Regions from separate parts of the Homo sapiens genome. Here regions 2, 3 and 4 are each linked to region 1. The links are chromatin contacts, found by Hi-C or POLR2A ChIA-PET in ENCODE. All regions are on one chromosome and are shown on one strand. The core of a region is the stretch at or near the end of the contact, and the rest is flanking DNA. Distances in the headings are between cores, read along the strand shown.

What was found. A loop is a pair of places that touch in the nucleus more often than their neighbours do. ChIA-PET counts read pairs that join two places held with the same protein, here RNA polymerase II (POLR2A). Pooled maps may share reads with other maps.
Region 2: a map of naive thymus-derived CD4-positive, alpha-beta T cell shows a loop between it and region 1 (10-fold over the local background). The contact joins the promoter of DEK here to the promoter of TMEM170B in region 1. A Hi-C loop is called at or near these places in 1 of 168 maps with a recorded cell type or tissue (naive thymus-derived CD4-positive, alpha-beta T cell) and 11 of 50 pooled maps.
Region 3: a map of CD8-positive, alpha-beta T cell shows a loop between it and region 1 (13-fold over the local background). The contact joins the promoter of NUP153 here to the promoter of TMEM170B in region 1. A Hi-C loop is called at or near these places in 3 of 168 maps with a recorded cell type or tissue (CD4-positive, alpha-beta memory T cell, CD8-positive, alpha-beta T cell and naive thymus-derived CD4-positive, alpha-beta T cell), 1 of 37 single-sample maps with no recorded cell type and 8 of 50 pooled maps.
Region 4: a loop to region 1 is called in a map of naive thymus-derived CD4-positive, alpha-beta T cell, with 7 times the contacts of the local background. The contact joins the promoter of FAM8A1 here to the promoter of TMEM170B in region 1. A Hi-C loop is called at or near these places in 1 of 168 maps with a recorded cell type or tissue (naive thymus-derived CD4-positive, alpha-beta T cell) and 8 of 50 pooled maps. POLR2A ChIA-PET finds 5 or more read pairs at or near these places in 1 of 52 experiments (naive thymus-derived CD4-positive, alpha-beta T cell).

Annotation. Positions count from the first base shown.
Region 1 is chr6:11,534,177-11,541,310 of GRCh38, reverse strand. It overlaps TMEM170B (transmembrane protein 170B), which reads right to left and starts at 3,562. Exons shown (of 3, transcript NM_001100829.3): 1 at 2,937-3,562. The coding sequence starts at 3,033. RefSeq lists silencers at 2,609-2,888, 2,899-2,978, 3,079-3,238, 3,269-4,098 and an enhancer at 2,768-3,269.
Region 2 is chr6:18,260,346-18,267,479 of GRCh38, reverse strand. It overlaps DEK (DEK proto-oncogene), which reads left to right and starts at 2,950. Exons shown (of 11, transcript NM_003472.4): 1 at 2,950-3,095; 2 at 3,484-3,637. The coding sequence starts at 3,493. It overlaps LOC124901270 (a long non-coding RNA gene), which reads right to left and starts at 2,948. Exons shown (of 2, transcript XR_007059486.1): 1 at 2,403-2,948; 2 at 1-1,750. RefSeq lists silencers at 2,590-2,869, 2,910-3,269, 3,330-3,389 and enhancers at 3,275-3,826, 6,944-7,063.
Region 3 is chr6:17,703,427-17,710,560 of GRCh38, reverse strand. It overlaps NUP153 (nucleoporin 153), which reads left to right and starts at 3,636. Exons shown (of 22, transcript NM_005124.4): 1 at 3,636-4,284. The coding sequence starts at 4,174. It overlaps NUP153-AS1 (NUP153 antisense RNA 1), which reads right to left and starts at 3,518. Exons shown (of 3, transcript NR_134618.1): 1 at 3,433-3,518; 2 at 2,935-3,167. RefSeq lists enhancers at 3,445-3,714, 3,524-4,218 and silencers at 3,805-4,314, 5,646-5,805, 6,322-6,491.
Region 4 is chr6:17,595,618-17,602,751 of GRCh38, reverse strand. FAM8A1 (family with sequence similarity 8 member A1) reads right to left here and starts at 2,450. Exons shown (of 5, transcript NM_016255.3): 1 at 1,631-2,450; 2 at 42-162. The coding sequence starts at 2,342. It overlaps LOC102724591 (a long non-coding RNA gene), which reads left to right and starts at 3,776. Exons shown (of 5, transcript XR_007059485.1): 1 at 3,776-3,999; 2 at 6,776-6,881. RefSeq lists enhancers at 44-544, 545-1,045 and a silencer at 2,112-2,591.

The DNA.
Region 1 (7,134 bases), core at 2,313-4,812:
GTGGCTACCCCAAACAACAGATATTCCATGTAGATTAAACAGCCTTATATCAGAAGAAGATGCCATTTAGGACTTGCACAGCTAGAGAGAAGTCAATCCCTGACTTCCAAGCTTCAAAGGACAGGCTGACTCTTCTTAGGAGCTAATGCAGCTGGTGACTTTATATTAAAGCCAATGCTCATTTACCATTCTGGCGCCCTTGAGAATTATGCTAAATCTACCCTGGCTGTGCTCTATAAATGAAACAAAAAAGCCTGGATGACAGTACATCAGTTTACAGCACGGCCTACTGAATATGTGAAGCCCACTGTTGAGAACTGCTCAGAAAAAAAAAAGATTCCTTTCATTTTAATGAGTATTTTCTTCAATGACAATGTACCTGGTCAACCAAGAGCTGTGATGGAGATGTCCAAGTAGATCAATGTTGTTTTCATGACTGCTAACACAACATCCATTCTGCAGACCATGGATCAAAGAGTAATTTTGACTTTCTAGTCTTATTATTTAAGAAATACACTGTGTAAGAAGGCTAAAACTGCCAGAGATAGTGATTCCTCTGATGGACCTGGGCAAAGGAAATTGAAAACCTTCTGGAAAGGAGTCACCATTCCAGATGCCCTTAAGAACAATCGTGACTCATGAGAAGAGGTCCAAATATCAACTTTCATAGGAGTTGGAAAGCAATTGACTCCATTCCTCATGGATGACTTTGAGGGGATCAACACTTTAGTGGAGGAAGTAACCATAGGTGTGGTCGAAATAGCAAGAGAACTAGAATTAGAAGTGGAGCCTGAAGATGTGACTGAATTGTTGCAATCTCATGATAAAGTTTGAATGGATGAGGAGTTGCTTCTTATGGATGAGCAAAGAAAGTGGTTTCTTGAGATGCAATCTACTCCTGGTGAAGATCATGTGAACACCGTGGAAATGACAACAAAGGATTTAGACTATTAGATAAACTCGGTTGATAAAGCCGCAGCAGGGTTTGAAAGGACTGACTCCAATTTTGAAAGTTCTACTGTGGATAAAATGCTACCCAACAGCATCCCATGCTACAGAGAAATCTTTCATGAAAGGAAGAGTCTATTGCTCTTCCTTAGTGGCAAACTTCATTGCTGTTTTAAGAAAACTGCCATCATCCCAATCTCCAGCAATCATCACCTTGATCAGTCAGCAGTCATCAACACAAAGACAAGACCCTCTACCAGAAAAAAGATAACGTCCTTGCTGAAGGCTCAGATGATCGTTAGCAATTTTTCAGCAATAAAGTATTTTTAAATTAACGTCTGTACTTTTTTTTCAGACATAATGCTATTTCACATTTAAAGACTACAGGTAAAATGTAACTTTTACATGCACTAGGAAAACAAAAAATTCATTTGGCTCACTTTATTGCAATATTTGCTTTATTGTGGTGTTCTGGAACCAAACCTGCAATCTTTCCAAGGTATGCCTGCACAAATATATGTTAAGTCCCTACTTTTCATTTCACTTAAACAAAAACTGGTACAGTTCAAATACCAAACAGTGGATAAATGCAAGCAAAATCATAAGTAAGATAAAGCAGTCTACCTCTAAATTCAACTGAATCATGAGATGGTCTTTATGTCCATTTAGTTTTCCAGAATTATAACAATATATTCCTTACCGGCAATCATCATGTAAAGTCAGTCTGTTTCAAGTTAAATAACCACAGCTTAAAAGTGAGGATAGCATGAAGCAATCCAGAATCTACTTTAACTGTATAGTTTCCATTCGAAGAAACCAGTGTCCTTAAAGTTGTCTTTTGTGGTATATAATTCCATAAAATTTTCTTCTATGAATGTTTGTATTCTATACCATGCCAGACTTTATATATATGTTATATATATGAACCCAGGTTATATTTGTAAAATACTCACAACACTTTAACCAGTTTGACAAAATGCATTTTGAAATACTAATGTTCTACTGAAATTAACTGCCTTACACATTTTCAAGAATTAAATTCTGAGTATTTTTTTAAGATTTTTTTCCTCTGAAAAGCAGGCACTGAGGAGTCACCAAATCGCAACTGAATCTCTTTCTCGTAAATTCTACTTCAGAGAATAATTTTTAAATTCGGAACTCAAAGTATAATGTAAGCATTTCCACATAACAAAACCAGAAGTTTCTTCACAAAGCAAATCTACAGACTGAATAAAAATATTGTGTGTTTTATCACTCACTTTTACAAATAGAAATTGATGTTATAAGGCCAATTACTGACAGCCTTAATAAATGAAGGGAAATACACAAAATTATCAAATGTCTCAGAAGCAGCAGCTGGAGGCCTGAGGGAAAGAGACAGACAGACAAAAGGAAATGGGAGGGGAAGGAGATATATGAAGCTAACACGCTTAGACCGCACTAGACCTTAGCTCAGCCCCTGACCCACTATAATTTACTCAGTTATCTACATCGCCCAAAAAATTAGCGGTTGAAAAAGTAAATCGACCATTGTGGGCAATGATTTTAGGTTCTACATTTGGCTTGAGATTTGCCAGAAAGAAAAAGAACTAAATCAGAAAAAGATGTAAATAGCAAGAAGCGATGTGTGTAGAAGGGGGAGGGGAGGAGGGTAATGGAATAAAAGCGAAATGCGCTCAAGTCTCAGCACTAAAGCTACTCCGCGCGTACTACAGAGGCCGGGCCGCCACCGGGAGCTCTCCCCGTGCGGGGCAGGAGCGGGGGTCGCTGATGCTCCCCTGGCGACTCAGGGAAGGGGGTGGCGGGAGCCGGCGCCCCCGGGACACGCGCAGAGTGGCTCCGATTAACACCTTCCTCGCCGGGACCTGGAGCTCCGAGCGGGGCGCGCACGGGGGTGGGGCGGCGAGGAGCGTGTCCCCTCCCGAGGAAGGAGAAGACAGGAGAGGGGCGGACCGCATCCCCGTCCCCAGCCCAGGCGCGTCAATTACCCGTGAGGTTCCTCAGCACCGTCCCGTGGGCCCAGAGGCTCAGGACCTGCTGCACCGACAGGTTGATCATGGAGTGGTCGCCCCCCTCCGCCTTCATCTTCCCCGAGGGGCGCCCGCCGCCCTCTCCTCGGGTGCCGGGCGGCGGCGGCGGCTGCGAGGCTCGGGGGGCGGCGGCGGGTGCGCGGCTCCTCCAGGCCGCCGCCGCTGGTGGAGGCTGCGGGACGCCGGGCCGGGCGCTGCTGCTGCTGCAGCCGGAGGGCCTCCGTGGGGGGGCCGCTCAGCGTGTCTCCCAGGCAGCCCCCTCCCCGCCGGGGAGACATTGAGGACGGCGGACGGAGGAAGGAGGGGAGGGGGCCGGGCGCCGTCCTCGCGCGGCCCCCGAGCGAGGACTCGGGGCGGAGGAGGCCGCCGCCGCTCCCTCTCAGGGGCAGCGCCGCGCCGCGGGGACTGGACACGCGAGGAGGCCGAGGTCACGCCAGGAGGCCGGTGCTGATGGGCAGCCGGCAGGTGCAGCCCCCGACAGGGCCCAGCTCATCGCCGCCGGAGGACGGAGACGCGGGACCAGCCAGAGGCTGCGGCGGCACCTGCCGCCCGCCTGCCCGCCCTCGGGTCGCCGACACTCGAGGAACCGCCCCCTCCACCCGCAGCCGCCGGCGGGCCACTCGTGCACGCGCACGCGCGCGCCTCTCAGCGCCGGCCCCTCCTCCCCTGCGCTCCCCGGAGCCGCTGCGCATGCTCACTCCCCCGCTCCCCGCGACCCGCCGCCCTCCAACAGCCGGTCGGCCCCAAAGCCCTCCTTCTCGCTCTCCCCTCGCGCTGCAGCGCGCGTGGCTGACGGCGCCGAGCGACGGCCCGCAGTGGGGCGGAGGGAAGCGCGGTCTACGTCACTGGCGCCACCGCCGGGCCTTACTGCTGATTGGGCGCTCCAAGGGAACCGCCTCCACGCCCCCCACCCCCGGACCCCGGGCGCGCGCCCTGAGAGACCGGGAGACCTGGATCCCTCGCCCTGGCCCGGCTGGGTGCGCGCGGTGCGGGCGGCGTGGGCGGTGCGGGCATTTCGGGGGCCCGCGCTGCAGGGGCAGCCCTGACCCAAGGTGGGGCTGCTGAACTCGGTGAGGTGGATACTGTGACAGTTCAGATTTTTGCCTTAAAATGTAATGCTTTTTGATAAAGATGCTTATGTATAACTTTTTTAAAAAGGTGTCACTATCTCAGCATTTAGATATATTAATTTGCGGGGTTTTTTTTCTGAGCCTGAATCGAATGACCTGGATAGGTCACTTACTTGCAGAATGCATGTTAAAACCCCTAAAACACAAACAGACCTGCGTTATCATTCTGCTAATCCCTCTTCCCGCAGCAAGAACTTGGGCCTCCCGGGGTTCCAGGACCTGCCTGACATTACCTGTTTACTCCAGGCTCGGCAGGTGTCCTAATCCTCAAGGCCATCGCCGGCTCTAGCCCCCCTTTTTTTGATGGTAGTATTCTTTTATCTAAGTTGCGTCTGTTATTTTTTTCCCTCGAACTTAAACTAGATCTCTCTCCCCACGCTTTGCTGTCTGTCTTCATGTCCAGCGTTAGCCAGAGGAGCATCTAAAATCCAACTACAAGTTAAACTCCTCGAAATTGGAAACCTTCTAACTTTAAAAAATAAAAATTTAAGTTTTAGCAGTAACATAAATATGCAGTAGCCAGCCCCTCCCCCCACCTTTTTTCAACCCCTCTGCCATCTGGATAAAGAAAAATTTACAAAGAGAAGTGAAGAAATACCTGCTGTAGCTAAATCATGAAGTATATTTGACAAAGCACTGAAGGGTCAAATTACCTGTCAAATGGTGCTCTTGGTGACCACTTTAAAATAATATTTACATACACATTTATTTCTTTGTTTATTTGTATTTTCTTTTTGATGTCACAACATAAGAGAAATTTTTGCACCATTAATAGGAATTGAGCCAAAACTCTTAATGTAGAGTTTATCTTCCTCCTAGAATTTAGACTTAATTAGATCTATTAACAAGATTACAGAATATCAAACCTAAAAGAGCGCTTTAACATTTTTCTAATTTTATTTTACAGATAGGGAAACAGATTCTGTGAATTAAGTGACTTGACAGAGATGACAGCACTTCACAGCTCAGTTTCTGAATTCCTGGTCTATTATTCTTTCTAGCAACCACATTATCTTTCTTAACCCACTGTTAACTCCCTCACTTTAAGATTCTTGATGGGGAAGTGCAGGTTACCTAATGATATTCTTAAGGGACTTGGCATTACATAATTAGTGATGTTAGGGAATGTGACCACATTCAGTGAAGGGTTCACAGCAAACTCCCTGAGCAGGGGCTCATTAAACTCTCATATCAGAAACCTTTAGTTAGTTTACGTTCTTAGGATTGCACACTATTATTTAAAACACAGTAGCACGCAGTGAAAATATTCAGAACCTGGGACAGTGCCTGGCACCTGCACCACAAATATTTGTTGAATGAATCACTGAATGATCTTCATAGAAAAGTCAGCATTGTTCTTGTTCTGAATAAATATTTTTTACAGAATCCAAGTGTTCATGTCAGGAAATGAGAAAGACACAGCAATGAAGTCTCAAGTCAGTAATGTTATTTGCTGCCCAACAACTTCACCCCTGCTGTTCAGTTCAATTTAATTGGCGTCTATATTTATTTGGCATCTACTATCTGTAATGTTCTGTGCAAGGTGTTATCTGTAACATTTGAAGATAAGATCTCTACTCTCTAGGCTACTTAGGTTTTCCTTGATAAAAGTAATGATCTTGACTGTGTTGGAAGCTTATATCCTTAAGAGAATTAGACATTTTCCCAACAGCCAGAGTTATGAAACCCAAAACTGAGTTAATACAAATGAAAGTTTTGGAATTTCTTTCCTACAGATTTTTTATTTTGAATTAATACACCAATTCAGGAAGAGTTTAGTCACGTTCCTGTCAGAAATCAGGGACCACCCCAAGTGAATCCAAAAATTTCCTTTCAACTCTGTGCCCTTCAGCATGAAACAATTCACAAACGTAATTCATAAACCAAAATTCCTGGTTTATTTCTCTCATGTAAGTGAGGGAACACCCATTAGCCTTAGTCATTTTTAAAACTGTCCAGAGACAACCTAGAGGAAAGCTTTTTAAAATCAATTAAAATATAAAATGATATTGATCTTTTGAGAAAAACATTTTCAGGTATCTTTTCAGAAGCACCCCACTCTACTGGTATCAACTTAACGTATTAGTCCATTTTCACGCTGCAGATAAAGACATACCCAAAACTGGGCAATTTATAAAGGAAGAGGTTTAATTGGACTTACAGTTCCATGTGACTGGGGAAGCCTCACAATCATGGTGGAAGGCAAGGAGGAGCAAGTCCCGTCTTACATGGGTGGCAGCAGGCAACGAGAGAATGAGGAAGACGCAAAAGTGGAGACCCTTGATAAAACCATACAGAGCCAAATTATATCATTCCTCCCCTGGTCCCTGCCAACTCTCATGTCCTCACATTTCAAAATCAATCATGCCTTCCCAACAGTTCCCCAAGGTCTTAACTCATTTCAGCATCAACTCAATAGTCCACAGTCCAAAGTCTCATCTGAAACAAGGCTAGTCCCTTCCGCCTATAAGCCTGTAAAATCAAAAGCAAGTTAGTTACTTCCTAGATACAATGGGGGTACACGCATTGGATAAATACAGCCATTCCGAATGGGAGACATTGGCCACAACAAAGGAGCTACAGGCCCCATGCAAGTCCAAAATCTAGACTGATTCAGCTTGATTCAGCTCAGTCCAGCTCCACAGGTCTTCTCATTTCATACCTGAGGCTGAGGAAGATGTCACGCTCTGAGTACATGCCATTCTCATGGTATAGGGCTGGAACCAGGGCTACAATGGGACACTGGCCTTGCCTGCAAAGCCTTGCCTGCAAGTCTTGACAACAGACTCTGAAACACTCTGTTATCAAGATAAATAATATACTAATATAATATTTTTAAAAATAAAAATTCATGCAAAAATCCATGATTAATGAAATACCAAAATTTTAAATAAACACAGAATCTCACCCTGCACTTGCAAGACCTTGTCTCACCCACCTCATCCTTATCCCAGCTCTGGCATGGACAAGAGAGGCAGGGCTAAACTACACAGGTGCATTTAAAGTTCATGCTCAGATATGGGGTC
Region 2 (7,134 bases), core at 1,701-4,200, 6.7 Mb before region 1:
GAACCTCTCAACACTGGAGAGCTCCAAGGTACAATTTTGAATATCCCCTTATCCCTACCTATGTTCCCTGTTAGTGATTTCATTCAGTTTCAGGGCTTTAAATACCATCTACATGTTGACAACTGCTATATTTATTTCTTGAGCTAGAGTTTCTTCTGCTGAATGCCAGACTCTCAAATCCAACTGCCACTCCTGAATCTCCATTTTGAATTGTCAAAACTAACATGTCTAAAACAAAACAACTCATTCCCACCTCCTGCACTTTCCCCTCTAAAACCATCCTGCCCACCCCCACCCCCGAAGTCTTTCTCATCTCAACGAATAGCTACTCCTGTTCTCACAGTTGTTGAACCAAAAACCCCAAGGTCATCACTGATTTCTACCTGACTCTCGTGCCCCACATCCAAAACTTTAGAGCATTCTTTGGAATAACCTAGTGGGTCTTCAGATCTCCCATTTTCTTAGGATCTCTTCAAATGTCATCTTATTAATAAGTCATTGCTTCATTGTTGAATATATAAAACAAAATCCCATCCACCCTACTGGTACTTCCTATCTTCTTTAACTTGCTTTACTGCTATCACTAATTGTCATAGAATATATATTCACCTGCTCGTTGTCTTGATGGCAGTGACAGCCTGTCTGGAGCAGCTGCTGAGGGGATGCCAGCTGCAGTATGGAAGGCGTGGCCAGAGCTGCCCACTCCTCAGAGACAGCGGGCGCCAGGAACATGCAAGAGCCCCGTCCCCTACCACGTCAGCGAGGCGGGAGACCCATGTTCCTGGGCACAGCTGCAGCCGTCCAGCCGCAGCTCTGCACCCAGCCATCCCTGCACTCTTGGGGGCCCAGGAAACCCCCTGCCCCTGCAGGCTGAAAGTGCCTGCTCCTGAGGTTGCAGTGAGCCAAGAGCACGCCACTGCACTCCAGCTTGGGTGACAGAGTGAGACCCTGTCTCAAAAAAAAAAAAAAAAAAAAAAAGAATGTGCCTGTTCCCAGGCCTCTACCCTCTCTCTACCCACTCCCAGGGCCCACTCCAAGGCGGAGCAAAGTTGTGGCCAGGCACGGGCGCTGCTGCAACCCAGCTGGGTGTGCACGTGTTCAGGGCAGCACTGACACACCAGCCACCTGCCGCCTTGGCCCTCTCTGGACTTTGGGCACCAACAAGTGCGAGAAAGAGGCTGGTGGGGCTGAGGGTGGCTCCGCGTGGGCCTGCAGGCACCCCTCAGCACAAACAGCCTGGGCGCCATGGATGACATGTTGATGGTGGGAGGCAGACACGTTCCTGGGGGGAAAGGGGTAGGTCCCTGCCCACCTTCAAGCCAGGGATGGCCTGAAGCCTGGGGGGCCTGGTGGCCAGTTCCAGGTAGAGTCTGCAGCCCAGAGTGAAAACTAGTGGTGCTTTTTCTGGGCCCACCCATGGGCCAATCAGCACACACTTCCTCCCTTCTGAGCCCATAAAAACCCCAGACTCAGCCAGCGCTCAGGCCTACCAGCTGCAGGAAGGAGCTACCCACTTTGGTCTCCTCAACTCGTCAGGACCACCTGCCTGCAGAAAGGAGCTGCCCACTATGGGTCTCCTCTCCACTGAGGGCAGGACGCTAGTCGGGACAACCCCCCTGCAGAAAGGAGCAACCCACTTCAGGTCTCAGGAGAGCTGTTCTGTCCCTCAGTGAAGCTCCTGTCCACCTTGCTCACCCTCCAGTTGTTTGCGTGCCTCACTCTTCCTGGACACAGGACCAGAACTCAGGACCTGCCAAATGGTAGGATTGAAAGAGCTGTAACACAAATAGGGGTGAAACACAACCCCCCACTCCCAACCACGTTGCAGGCAGCAAGAAGGAGAGATGAGCTGTGGAGTGTGGATAGGATTTGAGTGGGATAAATAGTGTGGAAAATGGCATACCGTTTGAGGGTAGAAATGACACTATTCGCGTATGTTTTGGAAGGGGAACAAAAGGAAAAGGGAAGATTCAAAGGAAATGTCTAATTTTTGTCCTGCAACCCAGAGTCCAGGCAAATTTCACTGATCACATTTCTATTAAGTCCACTGAGTACAAGGATCCTTCAGGTGAGCTAGTGGTTGAAGAGTTGGGAGAAAATAAAGGAAATCACATACAAAAGAAGGCAGCATTGAGCAGGGAAGATACTGCTTTGAGTGTCTGCAGTGTTGAATGTGTAAAAAGCATCTGCATAGATGACCTAGAACTCTGGGAGAAGGGTCTGGACCCGGCCAAATAACATATTTCCTCTATTATAAAACAGAGAGTGTGTGTGAGAGAGGAGAGGAGAAGGAATGGGGTGGGAGGGAGCCTCTCCCCTTATATTTACAGGGGTGTAAATCTATGTGGCTGGCTATGTGAACCTTTAACGTGGCAGGTAGGATCTTTTTCCTTTCGGTGCACCTTACAAGCGATGCGGTCCTCAGAAATACAGATTTGGGAGTTATCTATCACCCAGCATGATTTCTGGAGCATTGATGAGACCGCTGATTAATTCTCCTCCGCCTCAGAGTAACACTGTCGATAGCGACTTCGGAGATCTCTAAACTTCTTTACCGCGCCCGCCGCGCCCCTCCGCGGCCCGGGACTGCTCATCATCTTTTCCAGGAAGCGACCGTGGAAACAATAAACACGCAGGCCCCCTAGCGTCCTTCCGTTCCGCGCTGCCAGGCCGCCTCGCCTCCCGCTCCCGCCCGCCCCGCGGGACACAGCCCGCCCGCACTCCGGGGCCCGAGCGCCGACCACACTCCAGGCGCAGCCGGGGAGAGCCCCGCGCGCGCATCCCTCCGCCCGCGGCCGAGGCGACCCCTCGCGGTCCCGCCCGCCCGAGCTTCCCGCGGAGGCACCCGGCCGCCCCGCCTCCCCCGCCCCGCGCCCGCCAACTCCCAGCTCGCGGCCCTGATTGGTCGCCGCATTCCCGCTCTCCTTCCCGAACCGCCATTTTGAAAATCTTGTTGATTCTGGGGAGCCGAGCGCGCGGCGCGAGCGTCACGCCAGACAGCGGCCCGCGCGCCTTCTCCTCGGCGTCGGCCGCCGCCGCCTCCCAGAACCTCCTCGTGCCCTCGCGTGCCAGGCCCGCGGCGGCCGAAATCCGCGGTAAGGGCTGCTTCGGGACGCCGGAGGCCCGGTCGCCCCTGCCGCGGCCGACGGGGGAGGGACGCGGCCATTTGGACGGCGGCCTGGGGCGGGGGAGGGGACGTGGAGGGCCGGCAGCTCGGGCCGGGCCGGGAACAGCGCAGGCCGGGCGGGCGCGCGCGCACGCGGGGCAGCGGGCGCGGTTTCCCGCCTCGGGAATCCCTGGACGGCGGCGGCGGAGCGGGAGGGAAGCCGCCCCTGGGGACTGAGCGCTGCGGTCCCGGCTATGGGAGGAGGCAACTTTCAGGGCAGGTGTCCCGCGGGAAGGGTAGCATCATTCAGGGTGGCCGCCCGGTCCTGCCTGCGGGAGTAGGAGGACCGAGACGTCCGGCTTTCTTCCCGCATGCAGGTTCACAGCATGTCCGCCTCGGCCCCTGCTGCGGAGGGGGAGGGAACCCCCACCCAGCCCGCGTCCGAGAAAGAACCCGAAATGCCCGGTCCCAGAGAGGAGAGCGAGGAGGAAGAGGACGAGGACGACGAGGAGGAGGAGGAGGAGGAAAAAGGTGGGGGGAGTCGCATCCCAACTGATGAATTTTTCAGACCGAAGTTTTTTTGTATTTTTCACCCAGGAAACAGTTTTCTTGCTCTTTTGGTGTTTAGAGGCGTGAAGTCGGAGTGATTTTCAGCGAGAATGTGTGCACAATTTATCTGCTTTTGTTTTGAGCGATGGCGTAGAATTGACTTTGTGTATTCCGGTTTTTAAAGTATTTGTTAGCGTGGTAGAGATGTATTGGAGTGCAGCCGACTTCTCGTCCGCTCTAAACGTTCGTTAACATTTCATCATTTGACGGGAAGTTTGTAGGTCTTGGATTTGATTTTTTTTTTTACCTGTGTGTGTGCACCTTTGAAGTTGCTAAGTGGATGTTCTAATTTTGTCCTTTTCATTACACATCTTTTGCCTTTTGAAGTTATTGTAAGGTCTTGGTGCAGCCCGTTAAGACTGAAGTTATAAGGCTAGACCCGGAAGTATTTGAATACTTTCGAATATTTTTACATTTACCAAAAAGTTTCCCTCCCTGGCAAACAGCGGTGAAAGCTGTTGCTACTTGAGAAAGTAGTTAAAAATGAAGAAAGTGAACTCTGAAAGAAAGTTAAATGTGAGCCCAGCACTGTCTCGGTTTCGAACCTGTGTCTGTTTTAAGGGAGGGCGATATGAGCCCTGATTTGACTGGAGGTGTGAAACGGAAACTTGACTGAATAGAGGAGTGTGCTGCGGCAGTTTATCCAGGATGCATGCAGTGTCTGTTTCAGGTGTACCCGCTTCTTGACATGTTTCCAAACATTTAAAAATCCGAGTCGCATCTCTTAGCATTCTTTGATATTAGCTTAGTCTGCGGTTATTTCGTATATGTTTACGACTCAGCCACACTTGGGAAGAGGTTGAAGCGCTCTTCCTAAACCCGGATTTTTTTTAAGCCTCAACCAGCCTGTGGTCACAATCTGGGTTAAGATTACAAGGTGTGCCTTTTGTTTGTTTAAAGTGGTATGTGCCCTAAGAAGGGCATATTTAAGTAAAGCATGGCTTTTTAAATATAAGTTTTCACATAAACTATTGCTTAACAACATGTTATTTTAAAATTATTTTTAATACAACAACAAAATTGGCTGCACTATCTCGCTGCTAGCCAAAGAGGCTCTGCACTTTTTCTCCAATTTTTTGTTTGTATTTTGGTCTTCTGGTGGGGGCAGGGTTGAGATGCCAAAGAAATGGTGAATTTTCTTCATGTCAGGAAAAAATTAGAGAAGTCATGTAAATATACTGTAAGTGGCCAACACAGTAATGCTTGGGGAAGAGTTGGTAGTTGAAAGAATCCCATGTTTTGTTCTAGACAAATTATTTTTAAAAACATGATGTTGTAGAAATTTTATCCCCTAATAGTTTTATTGTAGCTGTGATTTATTATTCTTTTTACTAATTTGAGGTGTTTGTGGGACAAGTAGAATTGTGAAAGTTTTTATTTTACTTAACCCTGAATATTTAACTTTAGAACTGAGGCATCATGGAAGCCAGACAGTGAAATACTTTCTGTATTAGGCTTTTTTTTTTTTTTGCGTTACTATAAAGAAACACTTGAGGCAGGGTAGTTTATAAAGAAAATAGGTTTTATTGATTCGTGGTTCTGCAGACAGTACAAGAAGCATGGCGCCAGTATTTGCTTCTGGTGAAAGCCTCAGGAAACTTCCAATCATGGCAGAAGACAAAGGGGGAGCAGGCATTTCATTTGGGAGTGGGAGCAAGTTGTAGAGGGAGGTGCCATGCTCTTTTAAACAAATCTTGAGAGAACTCACTCACCACCACGGATTACCATGCTAAGCCGTTCATGAGGGATCTGCCCCCATGATTTAATCACCTTACCAGGCCTCACCTCCAGCATTGCAAATCACTTTTCAACACGAAATTTGGAGGGGGCAAACATCCAAAGCATATCATTGCACCCCCGGTCCCCCAACTCTCATATGTTTCTCACATTTCAAGATTCAGTTGTGCCTTCGCAGTAGTCCCCCAAAGTCCGGTCTTGTTTCAGCATTAACACAGAAGTCCCAAATCTGTAAGTCCAGAGTTTCATCTGAAGATGAGTTTCTTCCACCTATGAGCCTGTGAGATCAAAAACAAGTTATTTACTCCCAAGATACAGTGATGGTACAGACATTGGGTAAAATTCCCATTCCAAAAGGGAGAAAGGCCAAAAGAAAGGTGCAATAGGCCCCACACAGTCTGGTTTGGTTTTTGTTTGGTTTTTGTTTTTCTGTGTTTGTTTGTTTGTTTGTTTTTTGAAACGGAGTTTCGCTCTCGTTGCCCAGGCTGGAGTGCAGTGGCCTGACCTCGGCTAACCGCAACCTCTGCCTCCTGGTTCAAGGGATTCTACTGCCTCAGCCTCTCGAGTAGCTGGGATTACAGGCATATGCCACCACAGCTGGCTGATTTTGTATTTTTAATAGAGACAAGGTTTCTCCATGTTGGTCAGGCTGGTCTCAAACTCCCGACCTCAGGTGATCCGCCCGTCTCAGCCTCCCAGAGTTTTAGGATTACAGACGTAAGCCACTGCGCCCGGCCTACAAGTCTGAATCCTAGCAGGGCAGTCTTTAAATCTTAAAGCTCCAAAATTATCTCCTTTTACTGCATGTCTGGCATCCAGAGCACGCTGGTGCAAGGGGTGAGGGGTCCCAAGGCTTTGGGCAGCTCAGGATGCAAGCTGCTTGTGGCTCTACCATGCTGGAGTTTGGAGGTGGCAGCCCCCTTCCCACAGCTCCACTAGCCAATAGAGCCTTGGTGGTGAATCTAGGGGTCCACCCCCCATTTCCCCTTTCCACTCCACACTGCCCTAGTAGAGGTTTTCTTTCTTTTTTTTTTTTTTTTTTGGAGACAAGGTCTCACTTGTCACCCAGGCTGGAGTGCAGTAACATGATCTCAGCTCACTGCAAACTCTGCCTCCCAGGCTCAAGCAATCCTCTCACCTCAGGAACCACAGGCATGCGCCACCATGCCCGGGTACTTTCTGTATTTTTTGTAGAGGCAGGGTTTTACCATGTTGCCCAGGCTGGTCTCAGACTCCTTAGCTCAAGTGACCTGCCCGTCTCTGCCTCCCAAAGGGCCTGGATTACAGGAATGAGCCACCACGCCTGGCCCTGAGTAGCAGTTTTCTGTGAGAGTTCCACCCCTGCAGGAGGCTTCTGCCCAGGCACCCAGGCTTTCTCATATATCCTCTGAAGTCTGTCCTAAGAAAGGGGTCAGATTAGCCAAAATTGGCAGTGATTTTGGGGAAAAGGGAAGTGAGAGAAATGACTAGTAAAAGATGACTCTTAGGTTTCTGTCTTTGGCAGGTGGGTGGATGGTATTAATGTTTTTTGAAAAAAATTCACAAAGTGAGCAAGTTTGGAGATGATTATGATTTTTCTTTTGAATATTTTGAGTTTAGGTGCCTGTAGGACATGAATTGTAGCTGTCCAGATGACAGACAGGCATATACTGTTGGCTCTCCATATCTGTGGGTTCCTCATC
Region 3 (7,134 bases), core at 2,387-4,886, 6.2 Mb before region 1:
ATGGGACCACCATTGTATATTGGGCCCATTGTTGATTGAAACATTGTTATGCTGTGCATGAGTGTGATAATTTGTTTTAATAGACATCACAGCAGATACCTCATTTTGTTTTGGTAAGGTGGAATAACTACATAAAATTTCGTAACTTCTTGTACTTGTCATCTTTAAACATTCTTTTGGCCAGAATTGTATTAGTACCTTCTGAAGAATGTATGATGGCTCTTTTTCAATCTAGGTTGGGTTTAGACTAAATTGTATTTCACTTTTAATTAGTGGATACTCCTTATCTATTAGAGATGGGTCAGCAGCCTATTTGCTAATTTATAATTGGCAGCTGGTTACATATATATATATACATATATATATATATTTGTTGTTTTAATTTTTTAATTTTTTTGATATGGAGTCTCACTCTGTGGCCCAGGCTGGAGTGCAGTGGCATGATCTCAGTTCACTGCAACCTCCACCTCCATGGTTCAAGCGATTCTCCTGCCTCAGCTTCCCGAGTGGCTGGGACTACAGGTGAGCACCACCACGCCCAGCTAATTTTTTTTTTTTTTTTTTTAAGTGGAGACAGGTTTCACCATGTTGGCCAGGCTGGTCTCGAACTCCTGACCTCCAGTGATCCACCCGCCTTGGCCTCCCAGAGTGCTGGGATTACAGGTGTGAGCCACTGTGCTCGGCCACTTTCTACTATATTATATGGGGAACAAAATAAAGAAGTTTCTTGGCAGAGGAGGACTATTGTAGCAACAAGCTTTTCATGAATTGCAGTGTCTCCCAATATGCCATTTATTTGGCTGAAAAAACTAGGTCCAGGTTGAATGCAGATTTCCTCCTGTCTCTTTATTCCTTCTCTGCTCTCAAGCCTGGCACGGCTTCCAATGACTCAATCACATGAATGTGAGATTAATGCATTATAGTTCCCTCAAATACTATTTTACTTCCAAGAAATAAAATAATTGTGGAAATGGGTAAAAAGTTGAGAGCATGGGTAAAAGGAATGTGGATTTTCCCATATCTCCTCAAGTTCTACCAATCTTCTATTTCTGAAGCATTGTCTACATTTGGCCCAATTCTTTCGCGTCTCTCTTCCTTTCAAAGGTTGGCTGTGAAGGGTGTCCAGCACATCAAAGAATAGCCTCCAAGAAAGGGGTGAGCTTTGATTCCAGTCAGTCCTCTGTTCTGTGGTGGAAACTCTGGGTCTCATAGAGTGAAGAGGGCAGATGGGATGTGGCTATGGTTTAATCTCCTCTACGTATAACCCAATTAAAGATTCAGGTACAGATCTTCCCTATGAGTTAGCTTATCGTGAATTACTTTACTTGGCTGTCAAATATCTAGCTATGGATTTGTGGAAGAATAGGATTTCTGCATAGGAGGAAGATAGCACCTGAGGGAAACAACTGTCTTTAAGAAAGATGAAGTGCTTCAGGAGGAAGAGGGGGCATACCTGGAGAATTTAGTGGGAAGTTAGTGGTGGGAGGAGGCATGAAGCTAGGATGAGACAGCGGAAAATAGATTAATTTTGTTTATCATATTTGGCAACTTGTCTTGATCTTGATGGTTATGGTCAGAGGTGCCACTGAAAGCCATTGATGTGTACACCTATGCTTGGTATAGCATAGTTTCTTTAGGCGCTGAAAGGTACAAGTTCAAAGGTACTAGAAGACTGGCTTTACAATTTCACTTGTATGATTTAAACAATGAACCTGAATTGTGCAGTTTGATTGTGGAGATAGTATAAATGTCTTGGAACTAATTATTTATATCTGATTGATGGTTGATATTGGATGCTTTCTATCTAAGCAGTTACTATGAACTAGATATACATTAATCCTTTCACCAGACCACTACCCTGTGAGGTCAATATTCGCTCTATTTGCTGATGAAAAAAACGAAGCTTAGAAACAGGATCAGTGGGCTGGGCGCGGTGGCTCACGCCTGTAATCCCAGCACTTTGGGAGGCCGTGGGCAGATCACCTGAGATTGAGAGTTCGAGACCAGCCTGACCAACATGGAGAAACCCCATCTCTAGTAAAAATACAAAATTAGCCGGCCGTCGTGGCACATGCCTGTAATCCCAGCTACTCGGGAGGCTGAGGCAGGAGAATCGCTTGAACCCAGGAGGTGGAGGTTGCTGAGATTGCGCCATTGCACTCCAGCCTGGGCAAAACAAGAGGAAAAAACTTCGTCTCAAAAAAAAAAAAAAAAGAAAGAAACAGGATCAGTAACTTCCCCAAGGCTACACAGCTAGTAAGTGGGAGATTTATAGTAAATAGGCTGGGCGTGGCGGCTCACACGGGTAATCCCAGCACTTTGGGAGGCCAAGGCGGGTGGATCACTTGAGGTCAGGAGTTCAAGGCCAGCCTGGCCAACATGGCGAAACCCCATCTCTACTAAAAATACACAAATCAGCTGGGCGTGGTGGTGCACGCCTGTAGTCCCAGCTACTTAGGAAGCCGAGGCAGGAGAATAGCTTGAACCTGGGAGGCAAAGGGTGCAGTGAGCCAAGATCGCGCCACTGCACTCCAGCCTGGGCGACAGGGCAAGACTCTGTCTCTCAGAAAAAAAGAAAGAAAGAAAGAAAGAAAAAAAAAGATTTATAGTAAGTCTAAGATTTTTCACAACATATTTTTCCTCCCTAATCATTTGGCTATTTGTCTTTAGCTCTTACAGAAAAGTTGGGTTATAGTCCTGGCTTTGATTACCCATCTCAGTGTCATTGATTGTGCCACCTAAATTTCTCTGGACATCTTGTCTGGTTGGTTGAATGAGAGGGTTGGACTATGTGATCACCAGGACCTTTCTAATCGTCAACTCCTAGAATATACATTTTGTGGATTCAGTCTTTGAGTCTAGCTCACTTACTCAGTTTCCTAAATATTTGGAGCAAATATAGTATACTTTTATTGTTAAGGATATATCACTTACCCCTAATGTTAGCTGACTGCATGGGTTATAATTGTAATCATTCATCGCATTTTTCGTCTATTAGCAAATATACATGCTCTCCATAGATGATCACGTCTGCTCCTCACAACAGCTTTATAAGGTGGATTTTAAAGCTCCCATTTTATGGAGGAGGAAGCTAAGGCTCAGACGGTTTTGATTCATCCAAGGTCAAATAGGTTGGGTGGCAGAACCAGAATTCCAGCCCCGTGTGTCTGCAACAAAACCTTTATATGTTTAAAGAAACATTAATGAAGCCGTATATATTTTCTAATTCTAAGGATCATGGACTTTATTTTTCAACCACAGATTTTTTTTTCCTCCTTCTTAAATCATTAGCTCTTGTCTTTGATTTTACTGTCTGCTTACTTCCTGCCTACTTAACCAACCGACAGGGAGAAGGAGAATGGGAAGAGGTTACTGTTTTTATGTTAAGTGTCTTTTCAAAGTCTAATTTACAGCCAAGAACAGCAAAAGTACCCCTTGGCTTTGTGCCTCTGCGGCGCCCCGGAGATCTCCTTCCCCGTCCCTCTTCCTTTCCGAGAAGCCGCGTTCCGTTGTTGAACTACGTTTCCCAGCGTGCCGCGCGGCCGAGAGCGTGGACTCGACCAGCCCTTCCTCTTTGCCTATCAGCTCGTCGCAGCATGATGATGCAAATGCGTCGGGCGCCGATGAGTGACGACATTCTGGCTCGCGACCGCGGCAGCCGCCTTAGCAGGGGTAATAGGCGCAACGGCGGCGGAGGCTGCAGGGACGACGACGACGACGGCGGCGGGGCGGGCGCTGTGCGCACAGGGGAGGGGTAGGCGGGCGTCGCCAGCGGCTTCAACTGCGGCAGCTACGGCTAGGGCGACGGAAGAACTCCCACCAGTCGGCGGTCGAGTTAGGCCTCAGCACCGCGGGGAACTGTTCGTGCTGTCCTCTGCGGGAGATCTCCATAGAGACCGTGACACACACAGAGGCGGGGGTCCGCAGAGGCGGCCGGACCGGAGCCTCCTCGGCCTCTGCGGCCGCCACCCCCTTCCCCGCTGCCAGCACTCACCCTCTCTCCGCTCCTGCTCGCAACCTCGCGGTTCCTGGGGTGCTTGTGCCCACTGTGTGGACAGCGCGGGCGGACTTTTGGGCCGGGGCCGGGCGGCGGGGGAGGCTCTCTAAGGCCTCCGCCTCTGCCTCTCCCGCCCCCTTACCCGCCCCGGAGCGGGAAGCGGCGGAGGCTCCGCCATGGCCTCGGGAGCCGGAGGAGTCGGAGGGGGCGGTGGCGGCAAGATCCGGACGCGGCGTTGCCACCAGGGGCCAATTAAGCCTTACCAGCAGGGGCGACAACAGCATCAGGTATGGGACCCCGACGCCGCGGTGGCCTGGCGGGTGGGGAAACTCGGCTGGAGGGGACGGGCGGTTCGAGGCCCCGGCGCCCCACGTGGAGCAGACAGGAGGGCCTGAGGAAAGGCCCGAGTGAGGCTCCGGGGGAGCTCAGGCCGTTGGGGGTGGCGACGGGAAGTGGGCTGAGACAGGCCCAGCCTTGCGGCGCACACGTGTGGTTTGGGCCGCCTTTCCCCCAACTCTCTGGGTCAGGGGCTTTCCCAGGCAGGCTCTGGGCGGGAAAAGAAATTGTAGGCCCATGATGCGCGCGTTTCTTTATTTTTTGGCGGGGATTTGGAATTTGAGGGTATTACTCATGTTCTCTCGAGGGAGAAAGGAAAAGATGTGGTTGATGGCCCTTATACTTGCTGTTTTCTGGTGTCCCTTCTTTAGTGTGTTTGAGGAGGGGGGGCTGCCCCTTGGAATCTTAACTCTGGGGCAGACGGGGAGTTGTGGGGGGCGCTGTTACATGGAAAGTGGAATAACTTAGTCTCAGCCTATGAGTTAATTCTCGGTTTCCCCTGCCTGTGGCCCTCCTCGTCTTGAGAGCATTGGCTTAGATTTTATTAACCAGGTTATAGTTAACCGTGGCACTGGGGCATTTTGAAAGTCCCTCTCCACCCTTACGTCTTTTCTCTGCTGCGCGACTCCCCTCCCCCCCCCCAACACCGCCACCCCCGCCTTTATTTTGGAGGCTGGAATTGGCCATTCTCCACAGTTGACCGGGACTCCAGCTCTGATCTCATACACAAAATATTTTAATATTATGAGGCGTATTCTAGAAGTATAGTTACTTTTGACACTCCAGGAATGTTGGTGGTCTTATAGTTTAGCCACTGTATGAACTCCTGGATGTTTAAAATTATAAAAAAGGATTATCCTAATTGTAAATGAGATAGTTGATTCTGAGAAAATTCCATTTTTAAAATATTGATTGTTAGAAGTATTGAATAGGAAAATGTTAACTTATTTTAATAAAGCCACTTATCAGTGATACTGAGGTGGGAAGTGTGTGTCTTAAATTTGTTGAAAAACAAAAGTGTAGCAAAAGGATCTGATAACTTGTTGCCTACTGTTAAAGGTAGACTTCCTAGATTACTTTATTCTGGATGCTAATAAAGATTACACACTTTCACATGGTTGATGTTGTTAAATTGTGTCATTATCAACAGATTTTTAAAAGTAAAGATTTGGGTCGGGCGCGTTGGCTCACGCCTGTAATCCCAGCACTTTGGGAGGCCGAGGCGGGTGGATCACCGAGGTCAGGAGATCCAGACCATCCAGAGACGGTGAAACCCCGTCCCTACTAACAAATACAAAAAATTAGCCGGGCGTGGTGGCAGGCGCCTGTAGTCCCAGCTACTTGGGAGGCTGAGGCAGGAGAATGGCTTGAACCCGGGAGGCGGAGCTTGCCGTGAGCAGAGATCTTGCCCCTGCACTCCAGCCTGGGCGACAGAGCGAGACTCTTGTCTCGAAGAAAAAAAAAAAAAGTAAAGATTTGAGGAATTTTTTTTTTTTTGTCTTCTAGTTTTCTTAAATGTTTTTTATTTTGAGGGAAATGTTTGAGTAGTAAAAATTGTGGTTCAGGTATTTTCAGTCGTTCTCTACTGATGGTTAGGTTTGGCACTGTTACTACTCCCACCAGTTTTCCCCCAGATATGTACATAAAGTGCTTAGTTTTCAAATTTGTGAAGAAAAGGGGTATTTGCGAGCAGATTTAAGATTAGAATTCAGGTCACAAGCCTGGCCATTTAACCTAATCCGTCTGTAGAATGGAAGTTACACATGCATGCTTTCTTTTCTCCTATGAATGCCTTTGAGTGCTTAGATTTTCTTGTATGACATGTAGAAAAATGACTTGTTTTAAATATAGGTCATTGGATGGTCTGAATAGAGGTTAGAAGGGAATTAATATTTTCCAGATGTCTGAAGTTATCACAGCTTTTTTTTTTTTTTTTGAGACGGAGTCTCGCTCTGTCACCCAGGCTGGAGTGCAGTGGCGCGATCTTGGCTCACTGCAAGCTCCGCCTCCCGGGTTAATGCCATTCTCCTGCCTCAGCCTCCAGAGTAGCTGGAACTACAGGCGCCCGCCACCACGCCCAGCTAATTTTTTGTATTTTTAGTAGAGACGGGGTTTCACCATGTTAGCCAGGACGATCTCGATCTCCTGACCTCGTGATCTCCCCGCTTCGGCCTCCCGAAGTGCTGGGATTACAGGCGTGAGCCACCGCGCCCGGCCCCTGATCACAGCTTAAATGTACTTAGATAAAATAAAAATCTAATTTTGGGGAGATGATGTCTTAACAGCATAACACCTATGATCCAAGGTGTCTTAGAGTTGATACGACTTCAGGCTGTGTAGTTTTGTTTTAAATCTTGATAATTTATCATTGCCCCTTATCTAAAATACTTTTGCTTCTTGTCCTATTTAATTAAAAAAGAAAACATATTTTAGCTTTTGAATTGGGAAGTAAAGGTATTTAGGGGTTTCTTGATCAACACTGTAGGTGCTATTTAATATTGGCAGAAACTACCACTACCCAAGGAAAGTATTCAGGTATATTCAAAAGAATACTCTCCTTTTTTTTTTTTTTAATCTTAAAAATAAGGACTTTCTTTAGTCCTTATTGAGGCTTTGGTGGACATAGGGTCTACCCACTTGCTGTTTATTATCCTAGGCTGTCAACTGGATGTTTTGCAGAAGCTGCTGAGTCATCATGAAGCAAGCTTCATGACATGGCATGTTTTATACTAATGTTATTTGATTAAGTGTCCAAGGGTTTCTGGGCAAAAATTAAGCTTTTGGTAGTATAGCAGAAAGTT
Region 4 (7,134 bases), core at 1,201-3,700, 6.1 Mb before region 1:
CAGTAGAAATTAAAACCCTTCTGCAAATGTCCTCAACTTACTTTATCCCACTGAGGTGCATAATGCTTAAGACAATGGTTGCTTTTATAAAGAAGAGAATAAAGAAATCCACCATCTCTGCCATAAATCTGTGGGCCAAGGATGGAATAACATATTCTCTGCCTGTAAATTAAAAAAAAAAAAAAGTTAGGAAAAACGAATCATTTCACATAAGCCTTGGAACACAAGCCATGTAATGAATTGCTAAAGAAAGTCAAGGTACAACTTAATAAAAAATATTTATAACCGTGCAGCAACTATTGATATTGATTCCACCAAGAATCCATGTTACTAAAATAGAGTAACAGAGAATCCACTATTTACTGAGCTTAAAGTTTGCTTTCATCACCTTAACGTTTAAAAATTGATTTCACACGGCCAGGTGCAGTGACTCACGTCTGTAATCCCAGCACTTTAGGAGGCCGAGGCGGGCAGATTGCTTGAGGCCAGGAGTTCGAGACCAGTCTGGCCCTGGCCAACATGGCGAAACCCCGTCTCAACAAAAAATACAAAAATTAGCCGGGCGTGGTGGCGCATGCCTTTAGTCCCAGCTACTAGGGAAGCTGAGGTGGCAGGACGGCTTGAACCTGGGAGGCGGAGGCTGCAGGGAGCCAAGATCGCCACTGCACTATCCAGGCTGGGCGATAGAAGCAGACCTTGTCCCCACCCTCCCCACTTTCCCCCTAGAAAACTGATTTCACAGATAAATTTGATTAGGGTACCCACTACATTTCACTAGGAATTCTAATGAGGAGAATCCAGGTGATCACATCTAAGTCACACAAAATTAAACATTTTTTAGTACAAATCAAGGTTAAATATTGGCAATTAGTATAAAGTAAATCCCTGTAATCCCCCCCCACCCGTTTTTTAGTTTGTTTTGCTTTCTTTAAAATAAACCCAGTGAGTATCAATCTGTCATCCTAAATTCTGACTGGGATCAGAGGCATCAACTAGTTCTTGTCCCATCTATCTGTGGCTAACTAAAATAAACTAAAAGTCTAATAGTTTAAATAGTAAACTAAGAAGTGTAACTAATTCAAAATATTCTAGTTCACACACAGAAGCAAAAACAATTACACAATATACAAGATATTGATCAAATGAAGTGAAGCTTTGACCCAATCAAAACTTCCTAACTCCACTTGTATCCATGTCGATCTCCTTTTATATCCGTTCAGTTCCACTGTCCTAAGTAGCCAATGTCTGAATAATTTTCAGCATTACCAGTCGAGCCCCTCCAAAAGTGGGTTTGCCATTTGCGAATTTAGCTTTGGCCCTCACTGCAGAGCGTGAAAACCAAAGGAAGAGGATGGTTTGAAGAGCAATTTCTTTTCACGAATAAACAACTAGTCCCATGAGTAAGGGAGTCAATTTGGAGTGCCAGGTCTAAAGGAAGAAGAAACTGTATTGCCTCCTTGTACATTTTGGGAATTTAGGGCCTGGACAAACGATAGCTAGTGAACTGAACGGGCAGGATAGTCAATCAGAGTAGAAGCAGCAGTTACAGGTCTAAAAAGCGTGCCAGCTCTACCCCACAGGCCCCCGAAAACCCTTCTACTCCGCCCAGCCTCCACCTCGCGCTTCTCACCTGCCTGTCGCCCGGTCTCGCTCGGGCTTCGCGAAGGGGCTGCGGATCCTACCCTCGTCACTGGAGTGGCCCGGACCGACGCCTGCACGTGAGGAGCCCGGGGTCCCAGGCCCGCGACTGGAGCAGGGGTGCTGATGCCGGCAGCTGTCCGCGGGTCAGGCCCCGCGGCCCCGGGGCTCAGGAAGTAGAAGGGGTTGTAATAGCCCAGCTGCGGGGGCGGCGGCGCCGCGGCCTGGGGGACTGCAGCGCCGCCCGAAGGGAAGCTCTGCGGGGAGGGCTGGGGGCTGCAGTAGGCTGGGAAGGCGGCCAGGCCGCTGTGCCAGGTGAGGTAGCCGCAGTAGGACTGCCACAGCCACTCGTGCACTTGCCGGGAGTACTCGCGGGCGCTCAGCCGAGCTGGTCTCTCTCGTGGCGCCGCGGCTTCGGGCGCCTCGCAGCCCGCCTGCTCCTGCAGCTCTGCACCGGAGCCGGAGGCCGCCTCCCCGCGCTTCCTGAGCTCGCGCGGCGGCTCCAATTTGTCGGCTGCGGCGGCAGCCGCGAGGCCCGGGGCTGTGGGCCGGCCCGGGGCCTGGGGTTCGGCCTGGGGGTCGTCGCGGGGGCATGGGACGGCGGTGGTAGGAGGGCCTCTCAGGGAAGGGACGGGCTCGTGGTCCCCTCCGCCATCGTCCTGCCCGGGAGGGTGGCCTCGGGCTTCCTCGGGCCCCTCGGCCATCGTCGCCTCAGCAGCACCCTCTGGGATACCTGTCACTGCTCCGTTTCCCTCCCCCAATGGCCCCTCCCCAACAGCCCCGTCACCACCGCAGCAACCGCAGGCGTCAACAATCCCCCGCCGGAAGCGGAAGCCCCGCCCCTCAGGAGCAACGCCCGCCGCCAGGCGGAGCTGGGAAGGGAGGGCGGGGAGGTGCGTCTGCAGTCCCGGGTTCGGGCCCTAGTAGTCGGTGGCTGGTCGGTGACTGGGACCAGACCGTCGCCTCCTCCCTTTTACAGCTTTAAGTCTGTGACCCGAGGCCTCTCTGTATATTCCCGTGGGGTTGGGCCTAGTTGTCCTGGGAGAAACTAGATGGATGAGGAGTATTTCCGAGACAGGTCCCAGGGCCAGCGCAGCCTTTTCTGTTGCAGAACCGCGACTGTTGTTTTGGGATCCAGGCCGGAGGGTTTGTTGCTTGTGTTCATTCCAGTTAACCATTAGTACTCGAGAAGGTGGTACAGAACGCATCTATCCCCTTAGAAGAAAAGAAATTAAAAGCCAAACTAAACTGGGATATATATTAATATAGGAAACTACCACTGAGACATAGGAAAGTGTATTAAAATATAACTAGTGAGGTGCTATGTATAATTCAGAGGAAGGGGAAATTATGCATGGGCCAGACTACTAACAAAAGGCTCCAAAGCCTGGGATACGCTGAGGGCCTTTCCATAACAGAAAATGAAAAGGAACCTAAATTTGAGACTAGATTTGAGGAAAGGCACAGTTGCGCTGGAGTAGAAAGCGTCTGTCTACCGCAGTGGAAAGTAAGTTTTCGTAAATGCAGACTAGCTCCAGGGTGAGGACAGAATCTAGCTTTTAAATCAGTATAATCTCTCTTCTTTTACATTTGAAAATCTCTGCAGCGATATGTTATTGTATCCCCAGCACCATACAAAGGACATACAAGGGCCAAATACTGTGGGAATATTTATTAATGATATTAATGATGATGCTGTCCGGGCCAAAGGAAAACTTCCGCTTCACCTTCTGAAGTTTCGCTGAAAGTCACTGACAGGAGGCAGTTAATAGGAGAAAAGACATAGACATTGATTTGACCATCGTTTTATGTGACACGGGAGCCTTCAGAATGAAGACCCAAAGATAACAAGGGAAATCGTGTATTTGTATGCTTAGGTTCAACAAAGCATGGACAGCCGTATAAAAAAATGACTGGACAAGGCCGGGCGCGGTGGCTCACGCCTGTAATCTCAGCACTTTGGGAGGCTGAGGCGGGCGGATCACAAGGTCAGGAGATCGAGACCATCCTGGCTAACACAGTGAAACCCCGTCTCTACTAAAAATACTAAAAATTAGCCAGGCGTGGTGGCGGGCGCCTGTAGTCCCAGCTACTCAGGAGGCTGAGGCAGGAGAATGGCGTGAACCCGGGAGGCGGAGCTTGCAGTGAGCCGAGATTGCGTCACCGCACTCCAGCCTGGGCGACAGAGCGAGACTCCGTCTCAAAAAAAATGACTGGACAAAAAACACTCTGATGCAAACAGGCAAGAAACCCAGCAAGGCCTATCTGGATTCTCCTTGGCCTGTCTGCAGCATTCATTCCTTCTGGGTATGGAACAGGACCCTCTGGAATGGGGGCTGTGGCCTACAACAGTTAAACAAGGTAGGTCAGATAATTTTTCTTTTCCTTCTTTTTTTTTTTTTGACAGAGTTTTGCTCTTGTCGCCCAGGCTGGAGTGCGATGGTGCGATCTCGGCTCACTGCAACCTCCCCCTCCCAGGTTCAAGTGATTCTCCTGTCTTAGCCTCCCGAAGTAGCTGGGATTACAAGCGCCCGCCATCACGCCCAGCTAATTTTTTTTGTATTTTTAGTTGAGACGGGGTTTCACCATGTTGGCCAGGCTGGTCTTGAACTCCTGACCTCAGGTGATCCACCCGCCTCGGCCTCCCAAAGTGCTGGGATTACAGGCGTGAGCCACTGCGCTCTGCCAGATAATTTCTCTATGTCCAATATTTGCACAGAAAGGGGTGCAGGGAGGTTAGAGTAATATTTTTAGGTTTGTGGCTGGCTTTGGGAAAGGGTGGGGTTTTGGTTTCTATGCCCTGCTTTGGGAAAGACGGATTCCAGTTTCTATGACTAGCCTTGTGGGTGGGGGTGGGGGGAAGAATGGGATTGAGACAGGAGGGTTGGAGAAGGTGGGAAAAATCTTTTGCTTCTGAGGTCTTCATTTTGGGGTATGGTTTTCTGAGTTCCAACAATGCCCAGGGTCATTCTTTTTTTTTTTCTTTCTTTGTTTTTTTAAAGACAGGGTCTCACTCTGTCACCTAGGCTGGAGTGCAGCAGTGTAGGCACTCCTCACTGTAGCTTTGACCTCCCAGGTTCAAACTATCCTCCCACCTCAGCCCGAGTGACTGGGACTACAGGCACGTGCCACTGCCCCCGGCTCATTTTTTTCATTTTTTGTAGAGATGGGGGTCTCACTGTGTTGCCCAGGCTGGTCCCAAACTCCTGAGCTCAAGCAGTCCACCCGCCTTGTCCTCCCAAAGTACTGAGATTACAGGTGTGAGCCACCACGCCCAGCCCCAGAGTCATTGTTGGCTTTATTCTGGGAGATATAAAAAGCCATAATTTTTTTCCTTAAAAAGCTAATGATCTAGGTTCAAGGGACAGACTGTCAAGAAAACTGAAAACTTATTCAAGAATTCAAAATAAGGGAAAGATTATGGTAGCCTATAGCTAGAAAAGTTTACCCTTACAGATTTCATTTTAAAATCAACTATGAGAAAATTTTAATGTTTAAACAAGCATTCCAAGTTGGGGTGAGGGAAGAAAGAGAAACAGAAACAAAGAAATAAATGTGGCTTGGAATGAGTGAAATATGATTATTGGAGACATGGACTTTGTTTTGAATACCACTGTTTCTGTAACACCTGGCACAGTGTCACTGTAAAGATATAAAATGATATGAAACATGAAACAGCAAAACAAGCCAGAAGAAAAACTCAGGAATGAAGTAACAGAACTTGGGAAAGAGTTAGAAATAAAAGAAAAACTGATTTCAGAAAAGAGGACTAAAATACAAGGAATAAAAGAATAAGAAAATACAATAGTGTCTGAAAAGAACTACAATTTGAAAATGAGTTTTTTAATCAAAAATAAATGTAAACAGAAATAATTTGAGAGAAATGATAAATATTGAAAATAGGCAAAGAAGATCCAACATATAGATTAGAAGTTCTTGATAAAGAAAACCCAAGACAGGTAACAGAACTAATTATAACACATTATAATTCAAAAAAATTTTTTTCTGAAATACATATATATATGTGTCCTAACATTACACACACACACACACACACACACACACACACACACACTCTCAGAGTCATGAATCACTTAACAACAGGGATATGTTCTAAGAAATGCATCATTAGGCGACTTTGTCCTTATGGGAACACCATAGACTGTACTACTTACACATACCTATATGGTACAGCCTACTATATACCTAGGCTATATGGTATAGCCTATTGCTCCCAGGCTACAAACCTGTACAGCATATTAATGTACTGATTACTGCAGGCAGTTGTAACACAGTGGTATTTGTACATCTAAATATATCAAAACATAGAGAATACAGTAAAAATACAGTATAAAGGGTTAAAAATGATACACCTGTGTAGGGCACTTACCATAAATGGGGCCTGCAGGACTGGAAGTTGCCGTGGGTGAGTCAGTGGTGAGTGAATGTGAAGGCCTTGGACATCACTGCACACTACTGAAGACTTGATACAAAACTGTACACTTAGGCTACACTAAATTTATTTAAAATTTTTTTTCTTCCATAATAAATTACCTTTAGTTTATTGCAACATTTTACCTTATAAAGTTTTTGATTTTTTAAAAACTTTTCAACTCTTTTGTAATAACACTTGGCTTAAAACGCAAACACATTGTACAACTGTACAAAAATATTCTTTGTATCCTTATTCTATAAGCTTTTTATTTTTAAAGTTTTTGATAATTATTATTTTTTTTTACTTTTTAAGCTTTTTTTGTTACAAATGAAGACACAAACACACATTAGCCTAGGACTACACAGGGTCAGGATCATCAAAATGTCACTAAGTGATTGCGACACTGTACTCCAGCCTAGGTGACAGAGCAAGACCCTGTCTCAAAATAAAATGAAATAAAGATGTCATTAGGCAATAGGAATTTTTCAGCTCTGTTATAATCTTGTGGGATCACAGTGGTATATGACATTCATTGTTGACCAAAATGTCGTTATGCAGCACATGACTATATACATATATCTATATGTATATAGATATATAGATATATAGTATGAAATGCCAAGTCCCACTAAAAGAAACAAGGGGTTCTAGGTTTAGGGCAGGAAATGTATGGAATGAGCACGAAATATCTTATTATACTAGAGAGCAGAGAAATGATTAAAGACTTCTGGAGTCATGTCCAAAGGACCCAGCCAACTAGAAGAGGCTCCTATTGGCCATGGATAGGACAATTTGAGTTTCAATAAAGGTAATAATTAGAATGGACTGAAACCCATCGTATATGTTTAAATATATAAATTCATAGTAACGTGTAGTTTTACCAAAGGGATTAAACCTGAGTGTGCTCAAGCTTCTTGATCCAACTGCCAGTTTACAGAAATAGAGGACAAAGGAGCATATTGAAATATGCCATGAGTGTGCAATCTGCAAAATCCAGACCATGGGGAACCCTGCAAAGTAAACAACTGGGTTATTCAATATATATATTATAAGTGGGGGGG